2 separate regions of the Homo sapiens genome follow, and region 2 is linked to region 1. The links are chromatin loops, found by intact Hi-C in ENCODE. Cell type or tissue: heart right ventricle. All regions are shown on one strand. Each heading gives the region's core, and the rest is flanking DNA. Links, peaks and the distances in the headings are about the cores only. Region 1 has its middle 32 kb from the start of LINC00242. Region 2 has its middle 38 kb from the start of PSMB1.

Evidence for each region. A loop is a pair of places that touch in the nucleus more often than their neighbours do. Peaks named below come from ENCODE experiments on the same cell type or tissue, not always from the same donor. Only the 100,000 strongest peaks of a DNase experiment are listed, where the experiment ranks them.
Region 2: it touches region 1 in a loop (8-fold over the local background); 75 of 110 quality-filtered maps call a loop at or near these places.

Annotation. Positions count from the first base shown.
Region 1 is chr6:169,825,977-169,836,108 of GRCh38, reverse strand. No RefSeq gene overlaps it. Among named protein-coding and RNA genes, the nearest start is that of LINC00242, 32 kb to the right of the region's middle. RefSeq lists an enhancer at 8,470-9,145. In heart right ventricle, for the core only: a CTCF peak has its summit at 4,283 (motif pointing left); a DNase peak (open chromatin) is centred at 4,288; H3K27me3 peaks cover 792 bases.
Region 2 is chr6:170,510,725-170,520,856 of GRCh38, reverse strand. No RefSeq gene overlaps it. Among named protein-coding and RNA genes, the nearest start is that of PSMB1, 38 kb to the left of the region's middle. In heart right ventricle, for the core only: a CTCF peak has its summit at 3,629 (motif pointing right); no DNase peak of the experiment used is centred there.

The sequences.
Region 1 (10,132 bases), core at 3,313-5,812:
ATCACCTATGAACAGGGACAGTTTTTTTTTTGTTTCAACTGCATGCCTTTTAATTTCCTTTTCTTGCTCCATTTGCTGGCTAGGGTTTACAGTGTGATGGTGAATAAGAGTGGTGAGAATGGACACCCTTGCCTTGTTCCAAATCTTAGGAGAAAACCCTTTGCTCTGTCACTATCTTGATATCAGCCATAGTGAATTTTTTTTTAATAAATACGCCTTATCAGGTTAAGGAAATTCCCTTCTCTTCCTAGTTTGCTGAGAGTTTTTGTCATGACTAGATGCTGAATTTTGTCAAATGCTTTTTCTTCATCCGTGGACAAAATCACATAGTTTTTTTTTTTAGTCTGTTAATATAGTGAATTGCATTGATTGATTGTCAAAAGTAGAACCAGCCTTGCATTCCTGGAATAAGCCCATTTCATTGTGATGGATTATTTATTTCATATAGTGTTCGATTTGATTGGCTGATATTCTGTTGAGAATTGATGATGATGAGGGCTGCTGGTCCATAGTTTCTCTTCTTTCCCTGGTTTGGGCATCAAGATAATACTGGTTTCATAAAATAAGTTAGTGCTCCTTCCTCTTCTATTTTCTGAAAGACTGTATACAGTTTCTGATATTTCTTCTTTGAATGTTTAGTAGAATTTTCCAGTGAGATCATCTGGACCTGGAGTTTTATTTTTGGAAGATTTTTAACTAAAAAATCAATTTCTTTGATACAGAACTATTTAGTTTATCTATTTCTTGTTAAGTGTGTTTTAATAGTGTGTGGCTTTTAAGGAACTTGGCCGTTTCATTTAACTTCTCAAATTTAGGTGCGTAGAGTTGTTCATAGTGGTCCATTACTGTCATTTTTATGTCGGTTGTGTCTATAATGCTATCATCTCTTTCAGTCTTAATATTGATCATTTGTTTTCTCTCTTTTCTCTCTGTCATTTACCAGTTTGTTGATATTTTTAAGAACTGTTTTGAATTCATTGATTTTCTTTCTTGTTTTTCTGTTTCCAATTTTCATACAGTTCAAATTTTTTTCTAATTTCTTTGAAATGTAAAATTGACCTATGCATTATCTAAGTGTGTCATTTAGCCTTCAAGTAGCTGGAAGTTTCCCCAATATCTTTTTGTTATTAATTTCTAGCTTAGCTTTATTGTGGTCAAAAGCATGCTTTGCATGATTTCAGATCTTATAAAATTGTTAGAGCTTTCAATGACCCATGGCATGATTTACCCTAGTGAACATTTCACGTGCCCCTGAGAACGTGTGTGCTGCTATTGCTCGGCAGCGTGTTCTGCACATGTCAAGTGAGTCCAGGTGGTTGGTGATGCTGTTCAGTTCTTTATCCTCCTTCTAGAAGATTTTCTGTTCTATTCTAACCATGACTGATAAAGGAGTGTTGAAGACTCCAACTACCAACTACAGTTATTAATCCATCATTTCTCCTCTCGGTCCCACCAGTTTATGTTTCGTATATTTTGAAGTTCTTCTGTCACGTGCATACTCAGGACGGCAACGTCTGCTTGTGGACCTGACCTCTCACCATCATGCAGTGCCCTTCCTCATCAACCACAATCTTCCTGGCTCTGATGTCTATCTCGTCTCTGCAGCCACCGAAGCTTTTTTATTATCATTAATGTTTATGTGGTGCATCTTTTCATCCCCCTACATCATTATATTTAAAGTAGGCTTCCTGGAGACAGCACAGTTTGGTCTTTTTAAAATATCCAATCTGATCATCTGGTTTTTGATTGATATGCTTAAGCTACTTATATTTAATTTAGTTACTGGGGTGTTTGGATTTAAGTATGTCATTTCATGATTTGTTTTCTGATTGTGTCTTACATTTTTTTAATCAATTTCCCCTTTTATATCTCCATTTGGATTCTTAGAATAGTTTTAATATTCCATGTTAAGGGTCTATTGGGGTCTGGTTTATATCTCTTTGCACAGCTGTGTGGGTGTGTGGTTCACGTACGAATTACAATTTACACAATTAACTTTTCACAGTCTACTGAGGATAACATTTTGCTGTTTCATGTGGACTACAGAAGCCACTTCCACAGCGGCCTCCATGCCCTCCGCTGGCCCCGTGCCCTCCCCTCTGTGTGGACCTCTGCGTTAGCTGAAAAGACCAGTGTTATGGATGCTGCCTTCATTCCTCATACACACCGAGAAAAAGGCCTATTTTATTCACCCAGACATTTATCATTTCTGTCACTTTCCCTTCATTCCTGAAGTTCCAGATTATCCTTACTGTTTCTCTCTGCTTGAAGTTTCTGTGGCGCTTCTTTTATCACAGGTAAATTGGAAATAAATTCTTAGTTTGTCTTCATCTGAGACTGTCTGTATTTCACATTCATTGCTGAAAGACACTTTTGCTGGATATAAGGTTCAAGGTGCGTAGCTCTTTTCCTCCATGCTCTGGGCCTGCTGTGCCACTTTGAGGACTCCAGGGCTCCTCCTGAAGGTGAATCCACGCTCCTTTGGATTTTTGCTCCCTGTGCGTCACGTGCTGATTCCTCTGGCTGACTTTAAGATTTCTTCGTGTTTGGTTTTCAGCTGTTTTATTATGCTGTGTCTGGGTGAGGGACTTCTTTAAGTTTATCATCTTTGGGTGGCAGAATAAATTTCATAAGCAGCCTACTCATACTCTCTCAGATGAGTCATCACAATGTCTAATTGGCTAAAGGAAACTCTAGAGTCTTGAAGGAGTTACTATTTTCCCCCAAAATTAACTTAGAAGATCGAGAGTAATAAACCATTCTTACACATATATAGGTGCACTAGAAATAAAAAGAAAAAAAGAAATGTTTCTCTCTATTATTTTCGAGTAGGAAAAAAATGACAGCCTACATTTTAAGTCTGGGCCTTACATATTATTTCTGTGTACGGTGAAAGTGGAGGAAAAGGCCTTCTGTGTGATAATTACGGACAAGGTGCTTCTGGGGGGCTCACAGAACACAACAGTTAACAAGCGGGTGTCTTCACCAATCGTCATTACAGCTAATGTAGGCTGAGCAGTTCTTACACGGCAGGTGCTACACCCACCTCTTTACATGCACCCTCTCGTGTTATCCTTGGAACAACCTTGTGACCTTAAACATTATTAACCCCAATTTGCAGGTGAAATTGAGGCATAAGTAACTTTCCCAAGAACATACAACCAACAGATCCAAGAAGTCCATGTTCTTAAATCCCGACATGAACTCCTGTCACATCCTGAGAAGGCACTCATGCTGAGCAAGTTAAAGGAATCATCTCACCCTACCCACACATTAGCCAGGGGGGCCATTTCCTGTTTCATTTCCTATCAGTGTGTGTCTGTTCTTATTTGGAAAAGTAAAGGAGGCTTGGCTTAAACCAATCTATCCTTGAAGCCACATTTTAGAAGGGTAAATATTGCTTCTCATGTCACATGTTTGATCATGCTTCTAAACTAGCTGGGCAACCAGAGGCGCTGCCTCGGATCTGTGCTGCTCAAGGACACAGCTCTCCCTGTGGCTCTGGGTTCTGTCCCAATTCTCTCCCTCTGCTGCTCTTAAAAAGCCCTTATCCATTAGAGACACAGTAGTTACATAAAATTATATCTTTTGGGATGGCCAGAAAATACTCCAATCCAAAGAGAAAGAGAGATAGAGAGTGGGGACAGGCAGAAACTGATTAAACAAGTTGAGTCGTGAGTCAATAATTATTAGTCATAAGCCACTTAATTATTAATCAGGTGGTACTTGGTACATGGGAGTTCATTACACAGTCCTTTCTACATTTGTATGTACTCTTTAAACATCAAAATAAAAAGTTAAATTTTAAAACACAAATAGAAAACTAGTGTGTGTATAGATGTGTGTATCCATGTATATACCTGTGTGTATAAATCTGGTTTCTGCACTTACTGTTCTACTGAAATGAGTGGCTCTACGACGGCCCCGAATTTCCGAATCCTTGGGTCTGTTTTTAGACTTCTTCGCAACCAGTCGGCGGTGGACTCTGCTGATCTCTTCATTTATATGAACTGGCAACTCGCTGCCCTCTCACAGCTTTTGCGAGCTCCTTAATTTCTGCCGTGTTCTTGGTTTATTTGGAGTCAGGTTTCCTCTCCCCCATTTCTCACACGTTTTCCCTGAAGATGCTCTTCCGCTCACACGGCATCTACTGTTACCAAGTCTGAGGGAATTCCTGTTCTAAATCCCTTTTCAAAGCAGCAAATTGTGCTCTGAGGCAGCTCCTGTCCCTGGAGCAAAGGCTCTGGTCACTAAGGAGCGTTCTCGCGCACGTGAACAGCGCCCCCTGCCGTGGTGTGGAGATATTGCGTCATGGAGACCCTCCCTGCGCAGCTGCCGGCAGGACCCGAGTCTGTCCCCTACCTGGGAGACCTCTTGGCAACCAGGCAGTTTGCGGGGGTTGCTTCCTTGGCCCTTTCCACTCATCGGTGTTGAAGGGTTAGAGCAAACCAGCCGCCCTCAGCCACCAGCTCCCAGCAGATGAAGTCAGGGGTGTGAGAAGACGCTTCCTCATCCTTCTGTGACTCGAGGTATCTCTGCCCTTTGGGAAGCAAGAAGAACAGCAGCCGTTTCTGCCAGTGTCCTCATACAGCTATGGCTTCAGCAAGCCACGCGTGGTCATCTGTCAGGGTCTGGGAAGAGAAAGAAGCCACGGAAGCTACCAGAACAGATAATTCCCATGAGGGACTTGATGTAGGGAATCCGTAGGTAGAAGGTCCTTAACTGGGGGCCAGAGAGGAAGCTGCTGCCTCCCCAAGCTTGGAGGAAGAAAAGGAAGAGACGGACTTGTTCTCATTTTGACTCTTGAAGAAGGGACACATGGCCTGAAGAGGAGGCCCCAGCTGCTGTGAGGGTCTCGGAGGGAAAATTGCAAATGGGGTTTGGGAGCCACTGTGCAAAGTGAGTGAGCAGCCTTGCAGCTGTGGAGCATTGCAGGGATGCAGAGCCCGGCTGTGGCACTGAGAAGGCCGCAGGTGTCAGCGCCGGGCCCCTCCTCCTCCCGAGGGTGGGCAGGGCTGCGCTGCTGGAGGATGAACACCTGAGGGCTGGGCTGCTGCAGGATGCACTGCTCAGGTCACTCACTAGCGGGAGGGAGAATTTTAGGACTGACTAAAGTCTCCGGACACATCCTTGGCAAACACAGGGAAGATACGTGGTTAATGCTCCAGGCAGAATGCGCAAGCGTCCCAAATTCCTAGGCTGAAACCTCACCCACAAGGTGACAGTGTTAGGAGGTGGGGCCTTTGGGAGGTGATGAGGTTCGGAGGGTGGAGCCTCATGGTGGGATTAGTGCCCCTACAAAAGAGGCCCCAGGGAGCTGCCTTGTTCCTTCCGCCCCGTGGGGGCACAGCCAGAAGGCTCCATCTGTGAACCAGGAAGTCTGCCCAGACACCCAGACACTGGAGCAGGGATGTGGAAAATGCCAGGCATAGCCAGGTGATGGTGAGTGGCCCTCTGGGGGCCTGAGTCCAGGTGCCTAGGGGGTGGAGAAGGATCAGTCAAGGGAGCTGTGACCTAGGTGGGTGGCCAAGGCCTGTGATGCCACCAGGACTTAATGCTCTGGGCTGAGGATGCCATCGAAGGCACCTGAAACAATTTCTCTATTATAGAGAGAGGTGATCCTGGCCAAGGGACTAATTTAGAAGCAGCCAGTCTAATCTGACTAATGGCCAAGTAAGTGTCCTAAGCACTTGAAAAGCAGGCAAAACAGCAGCAGCAGAGGAAGATGGAGAAAAGTTCAGCCTGGACAGATTTGCCAAGAAGTTTGCAATCAGCAAATTCAGGGGGATTTTTTTTAAACCATAGTTTAAAATTTGTCTTGTTGCAAAATACAGATATACATATTTGAGTTACATGTGGGAGAGAATTGTAAGGTCTTGTGTGTGGTTAGGGCCCCTAAGTGTTTCCCTCTGGCCCTGTGGGCAGTACCCCACAGTTAGGAAGTCCAAGCCAGCAGGCCAGGACCCCCATGCTCACTTCTCTGCTGGCCTCAGTGGTGATGGAGCATTCACCTCTGGAACAGTGTCTCCTCTTGGCTTCCAGGCATCCTCCTGCCCCACCTCTCCCCCAGATGACTCTGTCCAGCCCTGCAGCTGAGGCTCACTCACCAGCCCTTGCTTGGCCCTGGCCCCTCCCCTGTGCTTCCTGCACCTGCATGGGACATGACAAGACACTCAGCTGAAAGCAGCCAACGCCCTCCTGTCCGTACCCCACTGCCCCCTTGTTTTGCCAAGCAAATGGCCTCACTGTCAGTCTACCCAATGTTTCAGGCCCGAACACGGAGTCATCCTCTGTCCCTTGGTTCTCCTCATCCCCCACCTCCAAGTACCCTCTGTGCCATCCTTTCCCCCACGCAGCTGTTCCAGCCCAAGCCACCTCGGCCCTGCCTGGACCACCAGGCTGGTCTGTCCCTGTGGTCTTTGGCTGTGAGCCTTTAAAACACAGTCAGGGGTTTGTTCCTCTACCCGGGCCCTTCACTGGCTTCACTTTGCCCCAGAAATAAACTCCAAAAGCTTTTCCAGGCATGTGTGGTCTGCAGGGGTAGCCCCCAGGTCTCCTTGCCACCCTGAAGTCTGAGACCTCACCTGGGCTCAGGGCTCCTTGGCTAGGGCCTGGCCACAATTCTCCAAGGGGCGCTCAGGTGGCCCCAGGGCCTTTGCACTTTTTATTCCCCCATTTCCTCCCTCCTTTAATTTCAATTTCAACCCAAAGACAGCTCAGAGGTGCCTTCCCCTAAGCCCCACCCTCACCCCCATCAGGGTGAGCACCCTCCCTGTGTCGCCCCCACCAGGGTGAGCACCCTCCCTGTGTCGCCCCCACCAGGGTGAGCACCCTCCCTGTGTCGCCCCCACCAGGGTGAGCACCCTCCCTGTGTCGCCCCCACCAGGGTGAGCACCCTCCCTGTGTCGCCCCCACCAGGGTGAGCACCCTCCCTGTGTCGCCCCCACCAGGGTGAGCACCCTCCCTGTGTCGCCCCCACCAGGGTGAGCACCCTCCCTGTGTCGCCCCCACCAGGGTGAGCACCCTCCCTGTGTCGCCCCCACCAGGGTGAGCACCCTCCCTGTGTCGCCCCCACCAGGGTGAGCACCCTCCCTGTGTCGCCCCCACCAGGGTGAGCACCCTCCCTGTGTCGCCCCCACCAGGGTGAGCACCCTCCCTGTGTCGCCCCCACCAGGGTGAGCACCCTCCCTGTGTCGCCCCCATCAGGGTGAGCACCCTCCCTGTGTCGCCCCCATCAGGGTGAGCACCCTCCCTGTGCACAACATTGACGTGCGTTCCTGTTGCTGTTTGTTTGTCCTCTGTAGGGTCCAGGAGAGCAGAGCCTTTGCTGAGTCCCAGCTTTACCCCCAGAGCCCACAACATGCCTGGTTTACAGTCGGTGCTGGATAAATGGGTTGAACTCATAAGGCTAAGGGAGGGAAGGGGTAAGGCAAGCTGCATACTTGTGGCCAGCAACCCTTAACTGGACTGCAGATGTGTTTGGGGCCTTTAAAAAAAGTTTATGTTAAAAGGGAGTTGTTTTCATGTTGGAACCCAGATGTGCTGGCCCGCTGCCCGCTGTACCTGCCATCTACTCACATCCCCGCCTGGCATCCCAGATGTGGGATTGGCTTGTGTGGAATATGAGAGCAGAGAGGAACGGGGTAATGGCAGGAGACTGGTGAGGCACAGCCCTTCCTTGAGGCTGAGGTGTCCGAGGAAACATCGTCCATCTGGGAGCAAGGCCCAGAAGGTCACACAGCCCTGGAAGTCACACCGCCCAAAGACACAGGCAGGGAGGAGGCAGACCCGCCCCCGGAGAATCCAAGGCAAATCCAGGCCAGCGACGAGGGGGCTCAGAAGAATCCCCCACAGAGGCCCAGGCAGGAAAGGAGGTGCATGGAGCTCCTACTTCTTAGCTGGGAACCGGGCTGAGTTCTGGCGCTCCAGGCAGGGAGACACCATGAGGCCTTCTTCAGAACCCTCCTATGCGGGAACAGCTAATGCACTTTTGAAGCAAACTCACCCACGGTCCCAAGAACAGACCCCAAATGTCTCACTCCATCAGTGATTCGTAACACTGGCTTCAAATTAGGGTCACTGGTGAATCAAAACAAAAAGTACCTGCGTCAGGGTCTTAGCTGGGATCAGATCAATTAAATCAGTTTCTGAAAGTGGGGTCTGGATTTAGGGGGTCATAGAACTTTCTGGGGGATTCCAATGAGCAGCCAGGACTAAAAATCCCTGGGCTTCAATATAAGGATCAGGGTGAGTTTTAAAAACATCTCCCAAAGCTAAAGAAGAGAGCAGGCAGTGGAGGAGAGAATAAAGAGAAGGATGGAGGGAGAGACAGGAGGAGGAATCAGAGTAAGCAGAGACTGAAGGCTGCTAAGGACCAGCAGGGACGCTGCAGATGGGGAGTGGGCGGGCCGGGGGCTGAGCTGCGTCTGTATTGGGCCCGCAGTCCCTCGCTGCTTGCTCCAAATCCTCCCCATCTGAATCTGAGAGCCCCCTCCCACCCTCTCTTCGCCTCAGGAAAGACACTGGAGGCTGCAGCGCAGTGATCAGGAAGAGCAGGCCAGCCTTGGTGTCCACCCCTCCCAGGCGTGTAGTCTGGGGCCCTTCCCATTGCCACCTCCCTTCCCCAGCTCTTTGCCGGTGTGGAAAGCGCCCTGGCGTCGACACTGTTTAGAGTGGCCCATTCTGTTTTCCTACTTCCATGCTTCATTCCCATCTCACACTGGGACATCACTCCTCCCCTAGTGTCCAGCACTGTGGCTCTTTTTATTTAAATGGCACACAGTAATTGTGATGTTCTGACACTTAGAGTGTATTGTGATGAAATCAGGGTAATTAGCATACCCACCACCTCAAGCATTGATGAGTTCATGTTGAGAACATTCAAAATCCTTTCTTCTGGTTGCTTCAAAGTATTGTTAACTGTAGACCCCTGCAGTGCTATGGATGCTAAAAATTATTCTTCCTATCTAGCTGTGATTTTGTATCAGCTAACCACCCTCTCACTCTCCCCAACCCTTCCCAAGCCTGGTAGCCACCATTTTACTCTGCTTCTATGAGATCAACTTTCTTTTAGTTTCCACATATGAATGAAACATGCAATATTTGTCTTTCTGTTCTTGGCATATTTCATTTAACATAATGTCCCCCAGTTCCATGTATGCTGCCATGAATGACAGGATTTGAACATTTTTCATGGCTGAGTAGTATTCTAATTTCTATCTGTACCACATTTTCTTTATCCAATAGTCTGTGGATGGACACCTGGGTTGATTCCATATCTTGGCTATTGTGAATCATGCTGCAATAAACATGGAGATAAAGTGTCTCCTTAGTGTACTGATTTCCTCCTTTTTTTTTTTTTGGATAAATCCCAGCAGTGGGATTGCTGGATCATATGGTAACTCTATTTTTAGTTTTTTGAAAAATCTCCACATTGTTCTCCATAGAGGCTGTACTAATCTACATTCCCCCCAACAGTGTGTAAGAGTTCCCTTTTCTCCACTTCCTCACCAGCATTTGTTACTCTTTGTCTTTTTGATAACAACCATCCTCCTGGTCGGTGGTGGTGGCGGGGGGCGGGTGTTGGTATCTCATTGTGATTTTGATTTGCATTTCCCTGATGATTAGTGTTGAGCATTTTTTCAGGCCTGTTGCCCATTCATATGTCTTCTGAGAAATGTCTATTCAGATTGTTTGCCCATTTTTAAATCTGATTACTTGTTTTTTGCCATTGAGTTGTTTGAGTTTCTTGTAAATTCTGGATAACTGTCCCTGGTTGGATGGATGGTTTGTAGATATTTTCTCTCATGAACTGGAGCCAAGGGAGTGAGACTGGATTTTGAAAGTTTCGTGAATTCAGCAGTTTCCGCCTCAGCCCCCTGTGTGGCTTGTCAGGACCATGGTGGGGGAGCAGACACCGTCCCTCGTACCCCCTCAGCCCCTTCCATCTGACACAGGTGGACACAGGCTGCCCACGAGCATTGAAAACAAGGATCCGCTCTATCAGAGTGACTCCATCTGATTACATCTGGTAATCACCAAACCTGAGGGATGATGAAGGCAGCTCCTCGAGAGGGTCGGCCCCCGGCTTCCCCATGGGGGCTCCCAGAGTCTGCTCCAGGGCTCCTGTCTG
Region 2 (10,132 bases), core at 2,532-5,031, 690 kb before region 1:
TTTTCCATTTGTTTGTATCATCTATGATTCCTTTCAGCAGTGTTTTGTAGTTCTTCTTGTAGAGATCTTTCACCTCCTAGTTAGATGTATTCCTAGGTATTTTATTTTCTTTGTGGCTGTTGTAAATGAGATCATGTTCTTGATTTGGTTCTCAGCTTGAATGTTATTGGTGTATAAAAATGCTACTGATTTTTATACATTGACTTTGTATTCTACAACCTTACTGAAATTGTTTATCAATTCTAGGAGCCTTTTGGTGGAGTATTTAGGGTTTTCTAGGTATAGAAACATATCATCTGCTAAGAGAGATAATTTGACTTCTTTTTTTCCTATTTGTATGTCTTTTATTTTTTTCTCTTGCCTGACAGCTTTGGCTACCACTTCCAGTACTATGCTGAATAGGAGTGGTGAGAGTGAGCATCCTTATCTTGTTCCAGTTCTCAAGGGGAATGGTTCTAGTTTTTTGGCTATTCAGTGTGTTGTTAGCTGTGGGTTTATCATAGACAGCTCTTGTTATTTTGAAGGGTGTTCCTTTGATACCTAGTTTCTTGCGGGTTTTTATCATGAAGGGATGTTGGATTTTATTGAAAGCTTTTTCTGTGTCTGTGGAGATGATCATATGGTTTTTGTTTCTAATTCTGTTTATGTGGTGAATCAGATTTATTGATTTGTGTGTGTTGAACCAATCTTGCCTCCCAGGAATAAAGCCTAATTAATCATGATGAGTTAACTTTTCGATGTGCTGTTGGATTCAGTTTGCTAGTATTTTGTTGAGAATTTTTGCACGTATGTTCATCGGGGATATTGGCCTGCAGTTTTATTTTTTTTGTTGTTGATGTGTCTTTATTAGGTTTTGGTATCAGAGTGATACTAACTTTGTAGAATGAGTTAGGGAGAAGTCCCTCCTCCTAGATTTTTGGGAACACTTTCAGTAGAATTGGTACTAGCTCTCCTTTGCACATCTGGTAGAATTCAGCTGTGAATCCATCTGGTCTGGGGCTTTTTTGTTTGATAGGTTTTAAAATTATGGATTCAATTTTGGAACTTAATATTGGTCTGTTCAGGGTTTCAATTTCTCCCTGATTCGATCTTAAGAGATTTTGTGTTTCCAGGAATTTATCTATTTTTTTTTCTAGATTTTCTAGCTTGTGTGCATAGAGGTATTCATAATAGTCTCTGAGGATCTTTTGTATTTCTGTGGGATTGGTTGTGTAACGTCACCTTTGTCATTTCTGATTGTGCCTATTTGGATCTTCTCTCCTTTTTTCTTTGTTAACCTAGCTAGTGGTCTATCAGTCTTGTTTATCCTTTCAAACAACAAACTTTTGGTTTAGTTGACTCTTTGTATGGATATTTCGGTCTCAATTTCATCCTGTTCTTCTCTGATTCTAGTTATTTCTTTTCTTCTTCTAGCATTGGGGTTAGTTTGTTCTTGTTTTTATAGTTCCTCTAGGTGTCATGTTAAATTGTTAATTTGAGATCTTTCTAACTTTTTGAGGTAGACGTTTAGCACTGCAAATATTCGTCTTAACACTGCTTTTGCTACATCCCAGAGATTTTAGTATGTTGTGTCTCTGCTTTTATTTATTTCAAAGACTTTTCTGGTGTTTGCCTTAATTTCATTGTTTACCCAAGAGTCATTCAGGATAGAGTTGTTTGATTTCTATGCAATTGTGTGGCTTTGAGAGGTCTTCTTAGTATTGACTTCTATTTTTATTCTACTGTGGTCTGTGTGTATGGTTGGTATAATTTTGATTTTTTTGAATTTATTGAGACTTGCTTTATGGCCAAGAATATAGTTGATCTTGCAGTATGTTTGGTGTGCAAGATGAAAAGAATGTATATTGTGGGTTGATAGGTGTATTCTGTAGATGTCTATTAGGTCCAATTGGTCAGGTGTTGTATTTAAGTCCAGAATTTCTTGGTTAGTTTTCTGCCTCTATGATCTGTCTAATGCTGATAGTGGGGTGTTGAAGTCCCCCACTATTATTGTGTGGCTGTCTAGAAGTACTTGTTTTATGAATCCTGTTGAATTGAACTCTTTATCATTATGTAATGGCCCTTCTTTGTTCTTTTTTACTGTTTGGCTTAAGGTCTACTTTATCTGATATAAGAATAGTGATCCCTAATCTTTTTTGTTTTCCATTTGCATGGTAGGTTTTTCTCTAACCCTGTACTTTGATCCTATGGGTGTTGTTACATGTGAGATGGGTCTCTTGAAGATAGCAGATAGATGGGTCTTGTTTTTTAATCCAACTTTCCACTCTGTGTCTTTTGAGTGGGTGTTTAGACCATTTACATTCAACACGAATATTAATATATGAGGTTTTAATCATGTTGTGAAGTTCTTAGCTGGTTGCTTTGTAGTTTCTATTGTGTGGGTGCTCTGTAGGATCTGTAGGCTGTGTACTTCAGTGTGCTTTTGTGGTAGCCAGTATCATTCTATTGCTTCCATGTTTAGACCTCCTTTAAGGATCTCTTGTAAGTCTGGTTTAGCGGTAATGAATTCTCTTAGCACTTGCTGGTTGGGAAAATATTTTATTTCTTTTAGCTGAGTTTGGTGGGATATGAAATTCTTGGTTGGACTTTCTTTTCTTTAAGAATCCTGAAAATAGGCCCCCAATCTCTCCTGGCTTGTGAGGTTTCTGCCGAAAAGTCCACTGTTAGCTTGATAGTGTTCCCATTGTATGTGATTTGACTTTTTTCTGTAGCTATCTTTAAGATTTTTTCTTTAGAGTTGACCTTGGACAGTCTCATGACTCTCTATGCCTTGGTGATATTTGTTTTGTATAGTCTCTCACAGGTGTTCTCTGGATTTCTTGTATCTGCATGTCTACTTCTCCAGCAAGAATACGGAAATTTTCTTGAATGATTCCCTCAAATATGTTTTCCAGATTATTTACTTTTTATCCTCTCTCAGGAATGCCAATAGTTTATAAGTTTGGTCTATTTGCATAATCTCTTAGTTCTTGAAGATGTTGTTCATCTTTAAAAATTCTCTTTTCTTTATTTTCGTATGACTGGGTTAGTTCAAAAGACTGGTCTTCAAGCTCTGCAATTCTTTCTTCTGCTTGGTCCAGTCTATTGATAAAACTTTCAATTGTATTTTTAAAATTTCTTAAGTGAGTTTTCAATTCCAGAAGGTCTAATTGATTTCCCCCTTTGGAAGATGTTTGTCTCTTTCTTCATTTCGTGGATTGCTTTGAAAGTTTCTTTGTGTTGATTTTCAACCTTGTCTTAGATTTCATTCAGCTTCCTTGCAATCCATGCTTTGAATTCTTTATGTGTCATTTTTGAGTTTCCATTTTGGTTATAGATCATTGCTGGAAAGCTAGTTCAATTCTTTGGTGGAATCACTATATTCAAATTTTTCATGGTGTCATAATTCTTGTGCTGGTTCCTTCTCATCTGGAGATGTTGACACTTCTAATTTTTGTGAATATTTTCATCCAGGATTCTTATCTTTTTCTTTCTTTTACTATAGTAGTATTATTAGTTTTCTTTCCTTTTCCCTTTACCCCCTCCCTAGGGGTGCAACTGTAGAGAATGCTGGGTAGGGTCTTTTGGCTTTATTTCTATAGCCCTGTGCACTTCTTTCAGCTTTTATATTGGGCTGTGCAGTTCGACCTACAATCCAGTAGATGGCACTTATAGGTAAGAGCCAGCAGCAGCCAACGTGGCTGGGTCTATACTTGATCCTTCTTTAGTGGCCGAAGCTTACCGTTGCCTCAGGCAATGGGGTGATTCTGGATTGCACAGTGGTCTGAGCTCCCTGCTCAGCCCTAGGGGGTGGAATGGGGGCCACAGTGGGCAGGCCTGGACTGGGCAGGTCTGCCTACAGGTCCACCAATGGCAAGCACAAGCATCCTTTTACTTTCAATCTCCCTGTATCATTGTATTTGAAGTGAGTTTCTTATAAACAGTGTATATTTGGGTCATGCTTTAATTCACTCTGCCAATCTCTTCCTTTTAACTGGTTTATTTAGAGCACTTACATTTAATGAAATTGTTGATACATTAGGTCTGAAGTTGCCATCTTTTTTTAAATTTTCTGCTATTTCCCTCTGTTTTGTTTTTCTGTTATCCCTACCTTCCTATATATTTCTTGAATATTTTTGTTTTACAATTCCACTTTGATTTATGTATTGCACTGTTTAGTTTATCTCTTGGTATCGCTTTTCTACTTATTACACAAAACACGGTCTATCTGTGTTAGCATTTTACCAGCTCCCGTGAAAAGTAGGAAAAAAGGTGACCTCCTTTATGTCACCTCACCCTCCTCATTTATAATTTAATAATCATAAATATTTGATATTAATAATATGTTTAATGTAATTGTCTGAAATATTTCCTCCATGTGTATTTACAACCACATCAGTTAGGGTTATAATTTTTGCTTCAACTATCAAACATAATTTAGAATATTCAAGAGGAGAAGGAAAATGTATTTTTTAATCTATATTTTTACTATTTTCCTTGTTCTTTCTTTTTTCCTAATGATTGAGAACATGTCTCAGAGCGTCTGAGGAATGTGAGATATGAATTTTTTTTTTGAGAGAGACAGGGCCTTACTCTGTCACCCACACTGTAGTGGAGTACAGTGGCATGATCATAACTTATTACAGCCTTGAACTCATGGGCTCAAGTGGTCCTCCTGCCCCAGCCTCCTGCGTAACCAGGACTACAGACATGCACCGTCATGTCAAGTAATTTTTAAATCAATCTTTCCTTCTTTTCTTTTTTTCTTTCTTTCGTGGAGACAGGATCTTGATCTTACTGTGTTGCCCAGGGCGGTCTTGAACTCCCATTCTCAAGTGACCCTCTCACCTCAGCCTCCGAAAGTGCTAGGATTATAGGCATGAAACACCATGCCTGGCCTGATATGGAAAATGTATCAGACGCAGAGAGACATAAACATGAGACTCTAATCATGTCCTCTGCAGCCATACCTGGGGGCAAGTTTTTAAAGGCATTTTGATTTTTTTTCCCTTTCTTCTAGTTTCCAGGCTAGCTGATAAATTACCTAAAATGTTACCACAAGTTGCACAATGTAACTCTCATCCATAATCTTCATGTTCATGGAATTTGTGATACAAAGAAAAATGTATAGCCAACCAATCACTTTTGTTATTTTAATAAAGCAAAGTAAATTATTGGTAAACAACTTAAGGACTGCACTTCTTTTTTGCTTTTACAAACCACTTGTAGTTACTGTTAATTGGAGCATGGATCAAGGCAACTTGCATGAGTCTCCTGGGCTTCAGTCCTCAGCTTCAGCCCAGATAAACTCTCTACTTATATTAATTTTGCCTCAGTTTTTTTCCTTTAGGTTAACATGATCCAAGATTCTTTCTTTTATTAGTTCTTATCTGTTTAGAAAACTTCCCTTAGCCATTATTTTAGAGGAGGTCGGCTGGCAACAAATTCTCTTACACTGTTCTTTCATCTGAAAATATCTTCAAGTCCCCTTCATTCACCTTTATATTTTCTCTGAATAAATAATCCTGGGTTGACAATTCTTTTGTTTGAGCACTTGAAAAATGTTGTTACTTCCTTCTGGCTCCCTGGTTTCTGATGAGAAATTCCGTATCATTCAAATTGTTTTCCCTTATAGGTAGATGTTATTTCTCTCATTGCTTTCAATATTTTTTCTTTGTCTTTAGTTTTCAAAAGTTTAGTTATAGCATGCTTTGGCATGGATTTCTTTGGGTTTATCCTATTTGGAGTTCACTCAACATTTTGAATCTGTAGATTTATGTCTTTTGCCAGATTTAGAAAATATTCATCCACTATTTGTTTGACTACTTTTTAAGTCATGCCCTCTTTCTCCTCTCTCTGGGACTCCAATAACATAAATGTTAGACCTTTGATTGTGATCCTGTAGGTCTCCAAGGCTCTGTTTATTTCTTTCTGCAGTTCAGATTAGGTAATTTCTTTTTTTATTTTATTTTATTTCCCTGTTTTAATTCCCTGTTCACCAATTCTTTCCTCTGTCCCCTCCATTCTGCTGTTGAGTCCATCTACTGAGTTTTAAAAACCTTTGTTGTTATTGCATGTCTCAGTTCTAAAATTTCCATTCAGTTATTCTTAATATCCTCTAATTATTTGCTGGAACTTTCTATTTTTCTAATATATTTCAAGTGTTTTTGTATTGCTTGTTGAAGTTTTTTTATTTATTTTTATTTTATTTTATGTATTTATTTTTTTGAGACAGAGTCTTGCCCAGTCACCCAGGCTGGAGTGCAGTGTCGTGATCTCGGCTCACTGCAATCTCCACCTCCTGGGTTCAAGTGATTCTCGTCTCAGCCTCCTGAGTAGCACGTGCCACTATGCCTGGCTAATTTTTGTATTTTTAGTAGAGATGGGGTTTCACCATGTTGGCCAGGCTGGTCTTGAACTCCTGACCTCAAGTGATCTGCCCGCCTTGGCCTCCCAAAGTACTGGGATTACAGCTGTGAGCCACCATGCCCAGCCTGAAGTGTTTTTATGATGGTTGGTCTAAAATCGTTGTCATATAATAATTAATATATCTGCCAGTGTTAGCAGTCCTTGTTGTTTCACTCTCCCATCAACATGTGACATTGTCAGAGTTTTATTAAAGCCATTTTGCTAGGTGTACAGTAATATTACATTGTGGTTTCAATTTGTATTTCCCTAATGACTAATTATGTTTTAAATCATTTTTATAATGGGTCATTTGTTTTCTTATTATTATACCTTCATTGGTTTTTAAAAAGCTTCCTAGCACCTAAAACACTCCTTACCATGGCAGGTAAGGCCCTGTATGATATAACCCCTGCCTATCTTTTCAGCTTCATCTTTCACTTAAGTACTGTCCATATAGCTTGATACTCTACTGAAACAAGTTATAATATCATAATAGACCTCCTTCGTATTCTCACTCCCAAATCTGTAATTCTACCTGCACCTTTTGCTCTTTATTCCATCCAGATAAAACTGGAGAAGGTCTCCCCTACTAACAAAAATCAAACCCTTCACAGGAGATTTTGATCCCATTCCCTCTCATGGGGTCATTGTCTAGAACTTCTTTCTTTTCCTTTCTGTTGTGTGCTATTGATCTTTCATTAGTATTTAATCATCCTCACCAGTAACTAATATGCTTTATTACCTCCCATTATAAAGAAATAAGAGAGCCTCCCTTGTTCCCTAATTACCCTCTAGCTATTGTACCCTCTAGCTAATTCTTTTCATAGTCAAACCTCTCATAAATGTTGTCTATAAATGCTGATCCCACTTCTTTCCATCCTTTCCTGCTTTCTGATCTGGCTTTTGTCCCCACTACACTAAAATGATCTTGTCAAGGTACAAGTGATCTCCTTGTGGCCAAATAGCATGATAATTCTCTTGATTGAAACAGTCTATTCTCTTAGCTTTGGTGATGCCACATTCTCTGAAGTTTTCTCCCGTTTCATTAGCTGCTACTCAGTTTTCTGTACACTTTCTTTTTCTCTAGCCAACTTCTAGTTGTGGCCATTTCTCAAGGCTCAGTCTCCTTCCACTCTCTCCCTAGCTTTTCAACCAGCCCCATGATACTAAATGTCATCTATATGCTGATCAGTCCTAAATTTATATTTCTGGACTAAACCTATCCTTTGAATCCTAGACTAAAATATTCAATGACTATAACATCACTACTGAGATTCTCCAATAGAAACATGTCCCAAAGTGAATGTTGGTATCCAGCTTTTCCTACAATCTGTTCATCCAGGAGTCTTCTTCATGTGCCCTTTCATCAGTTGCTCACACTATAGACCTGAATGGCTTTCCTTTCATTCCTTACATCTAGTCCAGTACAGATCTTGTCAGTTCTACCTACCATACATATCTCAGACTCAACCACATCTTGTCGTCTTCAGTAACCATCATTTAACTTATCATCTGCACAGGTCTGGGCCATTCGGATAGCCACTGCACTAATTTATCTAGCTATTCCCCCACCAATCTCACCAAACAGCCAGAATGACCTTCTTAAAGCATATGGAATCATACCAATTTCTCCATTGTGTTGTGTTGCTCATCCACATGGGTTGTCCATGTGCGGCCCCTGTGTGTGTGTGTACCCTCCACATGGCTCATCCACATGTGGTCTCTGTGTGTGCATCCCCTCCAGGTGAATCATCCATATGTGGTTTTTGCGTGTGTGTGTGTGTCCCTCCTGCAGGTAGTTAATGCATGTGTGGTCTCTGTGTGTGTTTCCCCCTCAGCCGCCTCTCCTCCCTCATTTCATGCCCCTCTCCCACTGACCACCGTCCTCCAGCTCCCCTGACCTCATTTTTTCCCTTGAACCTATAGAGTTATTTTCTCTCAGTGGCTTTGGCCAGTTTGGTGTGTCAACCTTGCATGCTCATTCATGCATGGCTCCTCATTCTCACCTGTCAGTACTTGTTGCGCCTCCAAAGAGCAACCTTCCTAGTCCTCCTTTTAAGAAGAAATAGGTTCCATACTCCATTGTTCACTGTGGCCTAGCCTGTTTGTCTCCTTTATAACATTACTCCATTTGCATTTTTATTAGTTTTTAATTTCCTTGATCTCTCTCGGACAATAGATGATAAATTCCATGTGGGAAGAAACTATGTGTTCCATATATCAGTGTATTCCCAGCATCTACATAGTATCAAGTGTATAATAGGCATTCAATAAATATTCTTAACAAACTATTTGTAACTCTAACACTCAAGTTCCTTCACTGTTTCACACGTCTAAACTTTTGTGTTGTGGCGGTATTTTCTTGCCTAACTGATCCCACCTTCTTAAGGACTTTTTAGAATGAAAGGTATTGGAGGTCTCAATGATCATTGGCTTCATAGTTCATACATGGTCTTCTCTTACTGAGGATGCGAAGTACCCACAACCCCCACCGCACCTGCAGGAAAATGAGAGTGATGCTCACTGGCCATCAGAATGCAGGTGATGAGGCCGCACATGATCCAGTGTTCGGGACAGGTAGAGTGGAGACTGCCCTGTCTCCATAGCCAGACTGCCCCAGCTCAAAGAGGTTGCACATTTCAAGCATTGTAGTCGTAGTATAAGAAGAGATTCTTAGAGCTAAGAAAACTCGATTTTTGCCAGCTGCCATTTGAATTCAAATTTTAGATTAGATTTGAACTCAAATTTTTCTCTTTTTGTAAAGCTTAGTTTCAAGAGGAAATGACTGAGCTATAATTTTTCTCAGTTTCCCATGATGTTAATATATATCTACAATTTTGGTAATGAATGTATGAATTCAGACATATTCTGAAATCCGAGTCTGGGTGGCAAAATTTTGGCAATAATTTGAGACTGTCAAACTTGTGAAAGTATGTTGCTTTGGTAAAAGTGTTGAACTAGAAAGTTAAAGATTCTATCATTGATGTAAACCCCACAGTACAAATGACAGACCTCAAGTGATATAGCCCACAGTCTAGTAGAATAAGTTAGTCAATCACATGTCGGCGTGCATTTGCATTGGTTTTATTTTAGATTGAGGAACATGTGCATGTTTGTCACATGGGTATACTGCATGCTGGCGGGCACAGGGCTTGTAGTGTGCCCATTACCCAAATAGTGAACATTGTAACTGACAGCTAATTTTTCAACACTCACTCCCCTCCCAACCTCCCAACTTTTGGAGCTCCCAGTGTCTATTATTTCCATCTCTATGTCCATGTGTACCCATTGTTGTTAGCTCCCATTTATAATCAAGAACAAGCAGTGTTTGATTTTCTCTTTCTGAGTTAGTTCACTTAGCATAGTGGCCTCCAGCTGCATCCATGTTGTTGCAAAGGATGTGATTTCATTCTTTTTTATGGCTGCTGATTAAGATGGATCAAAGGCTTACACCAATCTGTAACTGGGCACTTGTGTATAAATAGTCAATTTTCCGTTGACTGCTTTGGGAAGAGCAGGAGAAGTGACAGGGAAGGGGCCCCCAGGAGAGGGTGCCAGACAAGAATGCAGAGCAGAGAAAGCCACGCATGCAGCAGGGCAGAGTGAGCACACGCAGCTCACACGGCGTGAACGCGCAGCAGAGCAGAGGGAGCGCCCGCAGCTCACACGGCGTGAACGCGCAGCGGAGCAGAGTGAGCGCGTGCAGCTCCCACGGCGTGAACGCGCAGTGAGTGGGGAAGGCTTG